2 separate regions of the Homo sapiens genome follow, and region 1 is linked to region 2. Evidence: chromatin contacts called from ENCODE Hi-C or POLR2A ChIA-PET data. All regions are on one chromosome and are shown on one strand. Each heading gives the region's core, a stretch centred on a gene start or an enhancer-like site at or near the end of the contact. The rest is flanking DNA. Distances are from core to core; before and after follow the strand shown. Region 1 has its middle 28 kb from the start of RAB7A. Region 2 holds the start of RPN1 (ribophorin I).

Evidence for each region. Hi-C counts contacts between places; a loop is a spot of excess contacts on that map. ChIA-PET counts read pairs that join two places held with the same protein, here RNA polymerase II (POLR2A). Pooled maps may share reads with other maps.
Region 1: a pooled map shows a loop between it and region 2 (2.3-fold over the local background). The contact joins the enhancer-like site here to the promoter of RPN1 in region 2. A Hi-C loop is called at or near these places in 35 of 168 maps with a recorded cell type or tissue (A673, B cell, CD14-positive monocyte and 28 more), 31 of 37 single-sample maps with no recorded cell type and 41 of 50 pooled maps. POLR2A ChIA-PET finds 5 or more read pairs at or near these places in 40 of 52 experiments (A549, AG04449, AG04450 and 30 more).

Annotation. Positions count from the first base shown.
Region 1 is chr3:128,696,674-128,700,588 of GRCh38, forward strand. No RefSeq gene overlaps it. Among named protein-coding and RNA genes, the nearest start is that of RAB7A, 28 kb to the right of the region's middle. Within about 2 kb of position 1,763, at least 21 of the 41 ENCODE cell types and tissues checked have a DNase peak (open chromatin) inside an H3K27ac peak, as active enhancers do; they include ascending aorta, dorsolateral prefrontal cortex, gastrocnemius medialis and 6 more, where a contact is called at or near this core.
Region 2 is chr3:128,649,033-128,653,223 of GRCh38, forward strand. RPN1 (ribophorin I) reads right to left here and starts at 1,786. Exons shown (of 10, transcript NM_002950.4): 1 at 1,508-1,786. The coding sequence starts at 1,768. RefSeq lists enhancers at 1,010-1,079, 1,750-2,019, 2,180-2,259 and a silencer at 1,230-1,499.

The sequences.
Region 1 (3,915 bases), core at 513-3,012, 48 kb after region 2:
GCCTGGGTGACAGAGCAAGATTCCATCTCAAAAAAAAAAAAAAAACCCACAAAACAGGCCAGGTGCAGTGGCTCACACCTGTAATTCCAGCACTTTGGGAGGCCGAGGCAGGAGGATTGCTTGAGCCCAGTTCGAGACTAGCTTAGGCAACACAGGGAGTCCCCATCTCTACAAAATAAAAAAAAATTAGTTGGGCATGGTCGAACATGCCTGTGGTCCCAGCTACATGGGGTCTGAGGTGGAGGGATCCCTTGAGCCCAGGAGGGTGAAGCTGCAGTGAACCCTGATCAGGCCACTGCACTCCAGCCTGGGGTAAAGAGCGATATCCTGTCTCAAAAAATAAAAAAGAAACTTTAAAAAACGTTTTTAAAAATTAAAATTTTAGCCAGGTGTGGTGGCTCACGCCTGTAATCCCAGCACTTTGGGAGGCCAAGGCGGGCGGATCACAAGATCAGGGGATCGAGACCATCCTGACTAATGTGGTGGAACCCCGTCTCTGCTAAAAATACAAAAAATTAGCCGGGCGTGGCGTGGTGGCACGCTCCTGGAGTCCCAACTGCTTGGGAGTCTGAGGCAGGAGAATCGCTTGAACCCAGGAGGCGGAGGTTGCAGTGAGTGGAGATCGTGCCATTGCACTCCAGCCTGGGCAACAGAGCGAGACTCTGTCTAAAAAAAAAAAAAAAAATTTAAAGATACCAGTCTGGGCAACAAAGTGAGACTCCATCTCTACATAAAATTAAAAAATAAAATAAAAAATTTAAAAAATACGAAAAGTAACCACAATAGAATACTGAATCTCCAAGAACACATCACCAGCTTCTATAACATAAACTAGTGGCCAATCTTGTTTCTTCACTGCCTGTGAGAACACAGGACTTCCTGTGTCCTCATTGTCCTCATTTATTCTGAAGCAAATCGCTTTTTTTCTTCTTCTTCTTTTTGAGACAGAGTCTCGCTCTGTCGCCAGGCTGGAGTCCAATGGCCCAATCTCGGCTCACTGCAACCTCCGTCTCACGGGTTCAAGAAATTCTCCTGCCTCAGCCTCCGGAGTAGCTGGGACTACAGGCGGCGCGCCACCATGCCTGGCTAATTTTTGTATTTTTAGTAGAGACGGGGTTTCACCATGTTGGCCAGGATGGTCTCGATCTCCTTACCCCGTGATCTGCCCGCCTCGGCCTTCCAAAGTACTGGGATTACAGGCGTAAACCACCGCGCCCGGCCTTTTTTTTTTTTTTTTTTTTTTTTTTTTTGAGACAGAGTCTTGCTTCGTCGCCCAGGCTGGAGTGCGCGATCTCGGCTCACTGCAACCTCCGCCTCCCGGGTTCAAACGATTCTTCTGCCTCAGCCTCCCGGGTAGCTGGGACTACAGGCTCGTGCCACCACGCCCAGCTAATTTTATATTTTTAGTAGAGACGGAGTTTCGCCATATTGGCCAGGTTGGTCTCGAACTCTCGACCTCGTGATCCGCCTGCCTCGGCCTCCCAAAGTTCTGGGATTACAGGCGTGAGCCACCACGCCCGGCCGCGAATCACATTTTTAAAAATTGCTGGAAGAACGCCCTTCCCCGCTCCCGCCTCGGTGACAAACAGGCTTCCCAGGGCCCAGAAGGCTGTACGCAGACGCCACCACCCTGGCCCCTGCACTCCTGCGTGAGCGACTTCCATTCGGGACGGCTCAGCCGCCCGCTACCGCAGCCTTCCCGCCTGGGTCTCCCACAGGCCTCCCGGGGCACCTAGAACTGCGTGCCTCACGCGGGCCCCGCTGGGCTCCTCACCCGCTCAGCCACTGCCACCTGCCTGGGACCCTCCCCCTGCGGAGCGGGATGTTTGGCGGGGAGAAATGCGGAGGGGAACCCTAGGCTGGCGGCTTTCCTCCTTCCGCAGAACCCACGGTCCTGATCTCCGGCCGCCTCCTTCTGACCCGGGGTTCTGGCCCCCTCCTCCCCCAGGACCTCAGCGCGGCACCCCACCCACCACCCCCCGCCCCCAACCCAGGCCAGCTGTCTCTTTTTCCTCAGGGGTCGGGCTCCCAGCCTCTGCCCTCCACAACCACCCGCCTGCCTCACCAGGGCCCAGCCTGGCCCCTGGGAGCGGCCACAGCGCCGAGCCGTTTTTCCCCCGACAACAGCAGCCCGGAGCCTGAGCTGCCATTCCCGTCCCGCTGGGGACCCAGCGTCGCTTGGGGAGGGCTGGCCGCAGGCTGCGGGGTGGAGGCTGCTCCAGCCGCCTAAGGGTGCCTGCAGAAGCTTCTCCCGGCGCCCTCCCCTCTCCAGCCCCGGGCAGCTCACACGCCTCAGGTTTTTTCTTTACCTTCCCCTTTCTCCCGGAACCACTTGAGGATAGGTTAAAGACATCTTTTTGCTTAACCCCTACCTTCAAGGTTTATTTCCTAAGAACAAAGCCATTCTGTTAGAAACCCCGTCTCTACTAAAAATACAAAAATTAGCCGGGCGTGGTGGCGCGCGTCTGTAATCCCAGCTGCTCCGGAGGCTGAGGCAGGAGAATCGCTTGAACCCGGGAGGCGGAGGTTGCAGTGAGCCGAGATCACGCCACTGCACTCCAGCCTGGGCGACAGAGTGAGACTCTGTCTCAAAAAAATAAAATAAAATAAAATAAAAAGATACAATACCGTTACATAATTCACAGTCCATGTTCAGTTTGTTCAATTGTCCCAACAATATCCTTTGTGGCTTTTCCCTGCCTAGTCCATCCAAGATCCATTAAGGTGCATTGCATTTTGTTGTCACACCTCTTTAGTCTCTTAATCCAGAAGAGTTTATCAGCCTTTGTCTTTTCTAATCTTGATTTTTAATTTATATTTTATTTATTATTATTATTATTATTAATTATTTTGAGACAGAGTTTCGCTCTTGTTGCCCAGGCTGGAGTGCAATGGCTCACTGCAACCTCTGCCTCCCGGGTTCAAATGATTCTGCTGCCTCAGCCTTCCGAGTAGCTGGGATTACAGCTTGGTGTTGAGAACATTCAGTATCCCAGACAGGGTCTCACTGTACTACCCAGGCTGGGGTGCAGTGGCTATCGTACACTACTGCCTCGAACCCCTGGGCTCAAGCACACTTCCTGGCTCCGCCTCCCAAGGAGCTGGGACTACAAACACGTGACACTCGTGCAGGCTTCATGATTGTAGTTTAGCACAATATTACGAATGTTAAATGTGATCATTTGGTTAAGGTGGGGTCTACCAGATTTTTCCACTGTAAAGTTATTATTTTATTTTATTTTACTGGTTTTTTGAGACAGAGTCTCGCTCTGTCACACAGGCTGGAGTGCGGTGACACGGTCTCAGCTCATTGCAACCTCCCACTCCTGGATTCAAGTGATTCTCCTGTCTCAGCCTCCCAAGTAGCTGGGACTACAGGTGCTCGCCACCACGCCCAGCTAATTTTTGTATTTGTAGTAGAGATAGGGTTTTACCATGTTGGTCAGGCTGGTCTTGAACTCCTGACCTCAGGTGATCCACCCATCTTGGCCTCCCAAAGTGCTGGGATTACAAGCGTGAGCCACCACGCCCAGCCAAATTATTATTTTACAATTCACAATTGTACACACATATTTTGAGACCAACGTGTTTTTTGTTTGTTTGTTTTTTTGAGACCGAGTCTCACTCTGTCGCCCAGGCTGGAGTGCAGTGGTGTGATCTCGGCTCACTGCAACCTCTGCCTCCCAGGTTCAAGCAATTCTCCTGCCTCAACCTCTCAAGTAGCTGGGACTACAGGCACATGCCACCAGGCCCTGCTGATTTTTGTATTTATAGTAGAGATGGGGTTTCACCGTGTTGGCCAGAGTGATCTTGAACTCCTGACCTCAGCTGATCCACCTACCTCAGCTTCCCAAAGTGCTAGAATTACAGGCGTGAGCCACCAAGCCTGGCCTCCAACATGCTTTGTTGTTGTGT
Region 2 (4,191 bases), core at 536-3,035:
TCTGACACACAGTAGAGTCCCAGTAAGAAAGTATCTTACCACAGAAACAAACAAACTAAAGGACAAAAGGAAACTTCTGGAGGTGACAGATATGTTTATTACCCGGATTGTGGTAATGGTTACACCAGTGTATACGTATTTTGAATATACTAATAATAGGCAGTTTTTTGTATACCAATTATACCTCAATAAAGTTGGGAGAAAAAATAAAAACAAGATAAAATAAGTACATTAACCTAGCTCGCAGGCATGATGGCAGGATAGCCGAGCTCCTGCTGTGGTCCACTTATACTGTAACAAGCTCATTAAATCACAACTGGCTTCTATAAAGAACGGGATTTAACATTCAAGACATTCAAAGATGGCAAGGCAAATTTACATGAAGTTTTGATCTATCTTTCCACAAGCCTTTGAGTAAAACTTTATTTCATCATGGACAACGCATGAAAGAAAATAGGAGTCATTTCAGAAACGTAATCTCTATAAACCCATCTTTATAGCTCCATATTCAGTCAGAGAACGAAGTGTGCTTAGAAGAAATGTGACACTATAATGACTATTCTCTCAACAAATAATTAGGTAATCATTTAATGAAATTGTTTAACAACAATAGTAATAAAAACCAAACCTCTGTGTATGTACATTCCCTTTACTCCCAAACCCAACATTTTCTTTGGTGATCACTGAAATACCTGGAAACATTTAAGCCAAACACAGCCATTTATTGCCGAGGTGTAAGAATGAGAAGCAGCAGGGGGAAGGGAGAAAATTGGACTTTCCTTTTCTGTACAGCATAAGAGAACTTATATTACGTGCAGGAGTTTTAAAACTAACTTTAAAAAGAGTTTTAACATTTAGAAAGCGTTCACTAGGAACCTTAAAATGCATCACATTCATAGGGATTTCAAGTGATTACCAACTTAAAAATGCGAAACCTGTTACATTTCTGATGGTTCTCTATGTCTAGAAAGAAGCACCTACAACGGACCAGATACTGAATTAAGAGAATGAAATTCACTTTAATTCATTTATTTGTCCTCTACTTGAGCCACCTCGTCGGGCCGTGAGAAATGAAGTCTGGCGCCCGCTGGCACCGGGCCGAGGGGCTGCCGCGCTCGCCTTACGGAAGGGAGGTGCGTTCTACCGGCCCGAGGTCTCCCGAGCGGTGCCGAGAACGGCCCAAACAGGGGCAAGCTCCGAGGCTGGTCGGCCGCGGATCCCAGCAGCTGCCCACGTGAGCAGCGACCCGCGCGGGGGCAGGCCGGTGCTGACGTGGCCCAGGCAGGAGGGCGGGCGCGCACCGGGGGCAGCGGAGGCGCCGGGGCCCCTGGCCACCCAGGACTCCTCGCGGGCCCCGAGGCAATCCCACGGACCCCCTGTGCCCCGCCCGCCGCCCGGGTCTCCGCATTTCCTGAGGCCTAGAGGGGCGCGGGCGGAGTCGGGGGACCGCCAGGAAGGGAGGCGGGAAGGGTCCCGGGAGCGGCGGCGAGGGGTCGCCCACACTCACCTGCACGCCCAGGTGCGCCAGCCGGGCCTCGAGCTCAGGCTCCAAAGCCAGCAGGAAAGAGGTAGCTCGGGACGTGGAGCCGCCGCCCAGGTGCGCCAGGACCACCTCGGCCGTCACCTTAGCCAGGTGGCTGCTTAGGTCCACTGTGCGCTTCACGTCCTCATTGATCAGCGGCGGTGCCTCGGAGGAGGCGCTGCCCGGCGCCGGGGCCCAAGTCCCAAGCAACAGGAGCAGAAACAAGCCGGCGGCTGGCGCCTCCATGACCGGGAAGAGCAGTGCGCCAGGGCGGGTAGGGCCCGGGCGCGGTAGCCCGCCCTCCCGCCACTGAGCAGCCGTTCATTGGGCAAGGGCTGGTGACACAAGATGGCGGCGCCGAACAAGGAAGGACCCTGTCTCCGGGGCAACCGGGAAGCCGACCCGGCGCCTGATTGCTAAAGCCCTCTCAGAGCTGCTCGGGATATCCTTCTGTTCGTAGTGCGAGTGTACTTACTTTTTTTTTTTTTTTTTTTTTTTTTTTTTTTTTTTTTTGAGACGGAGTCTCGCTCTGTCGCCCAGGCTGGAGTGCAGTGGCACGATCTCAGCTCACTGCAAGCTCCGCCTCCCGGGTTCACACCATTCTCCTGCCTCAGCCTCCCGGGTGGCTGGGACTACAGGCGCCCGCCACCACGCCCGGCTAATTTTTTTTTATATTTTTAGTAGAGATGGGGTTTCACTGTGGCCTCCATCTCCTGACCTCGTGATCCGCCCACCTCGGCCTCCCGAAGTGCTGGATTACAAGCGTGAGCCACTGCGCCCAGCCGCGAGTGTACTTATTATTACTAGTTTTCACTTACCTAATTTTTACAGGAGCGGCCCTTGCCTAGGTCTCTACTCTCTCCTACCATTCTTCCTGTCCAATAATTCTGCTCGTTTTGCTCCTTAAAACAGTGAAATTTTGCTCAGATTGAGAAAGTAAAAGTTGGCCTTCCCCAACATCCACGGATGAATGCTAAAATTAGTAGGCAGAACTTGAAGCCGAAACAGGATATATGCAAAGTTTCAAAACATCTCTACTAAAATGTTTAGTAATTAGGCCGGGCACGGTGACTCACGCCTGTAATTCCAGCGCTTTAGGAGGCCGAGGCGGGTGGATCACCTGAGGTCAGGAGTTCGAGACCAGCCTGGCCAACATGGTGAAACCCCGTCTATACTAAAGATACAAAAAATTAGCCGGGCGTGGTGGCAGGCGCCTGTAATTCCAGCTACTTGGGGTGGCTGAGGCAGGAGAATCGCTTGAACCTGGGAGGCGGAGGTTGCAGTGAGCTAAGATCGCGCCATTGCACTCCAGCCTAGGCGACAGGGTGAGACTCCTTCTCAAAATAAATAAATAAATAAATAAAATAAAATTAGCCGGGTGTGGTGGTGCGTGCCTGTAATCCCAGCTACTCCAGAGGCTGAGGTACCAGAATCATTTGAACCCGGGAGGCAGGAGATGCAGTGAGCCAAGATCGTGCCACTGCACTCCAGCCTGGGCGACTGGGCGAGACTCCCTCTCAAAAGGAAATTAAAAAATAAAAATAAAATGTTTAGTAATTACAAAGGAAAAAATAGTTTACAGTGGAGAATCCTGGCAGGCACCACTTTAAACAAGTGATCAAAGTTAACATCACCACATATAAAATATAGTAACATTAGGTATCTACTAATAGGATCCATTGAGAAAGGCACATCACTTCTGTGGTATTGCCACAAAATTATTGAAAATCCATTACCTCAATCTAGTCATAAATATCAGACAAGGCCAGGCACAGTGGCTCATGCCACCAATCCCAGCACTTTGGGAGGCCAAGTAGGGAGGATCCCTTGAGCCAAGGAGTTCAAAACTAGACCGGGCAACAGGGTAAAACCCCATCTCTACAAAAAATCAAAAATCAGCCGGGCCTGGTGACAAGTGCCTGTGTTACAGGAAAGGGGTCTGGATCCTGACCCCAAGAGAGGGTTCCTGGATCTCACGCAAGAAAGAATTCAGGATGAGTCCGCAGTGCAAAGTGAAAGCAAGTTTATTATTTTTTATTTTATTTATTTATTTATTTGAGATGGAGTCTCGCTCTGTTGCCCAGGCTGGATTGCAGTGGCGCAGTCTTGGCTCACAGCAACCTGTGCCTCCCGGGTTCAAGCAATTCTCTGCCTTAGCCTCCCAAGTAGCTGCGATTACAGGCGCCCGCCACCACGCCCGGCTAATTTTTGTATTTTTAGTAGAGACGGGGTTTCAACATCTTGGCCAGGCTGGTCTTGCACTCCTGACCTCGTGACCCACCTGCCTCAGCCTCCCAAAGTGCTGGGATTACAGGCATGAGCCACCGCCCCCAGCCAGCAAGTTTATTAAGAAAGTAAAAGAATAAAAGAATGGCTACTCCATTGACAGAGCAGCCCGAGGACTGCTGGTTGCCCATCTTTATGGTTATTTCTTGATGATATGCTATACAAGGGGTGGATTATTCATGCCTCCCCTTTTTAGACCATATAGGATAACTTCCTGATGTTGCCATGGCATTTGCAAACTGTCATGGCGCTGGTGGGAGTGTAGTAGTGAGGACTCATTGCCATTTTGGTTTTGGTGGGTTTTGGCCGGCTCCTTTACCGCAACCTGTTTTATCAGTAAGGTCTTTATGACCAGTATTTTGTGCCGACCTTCTATCTCATCC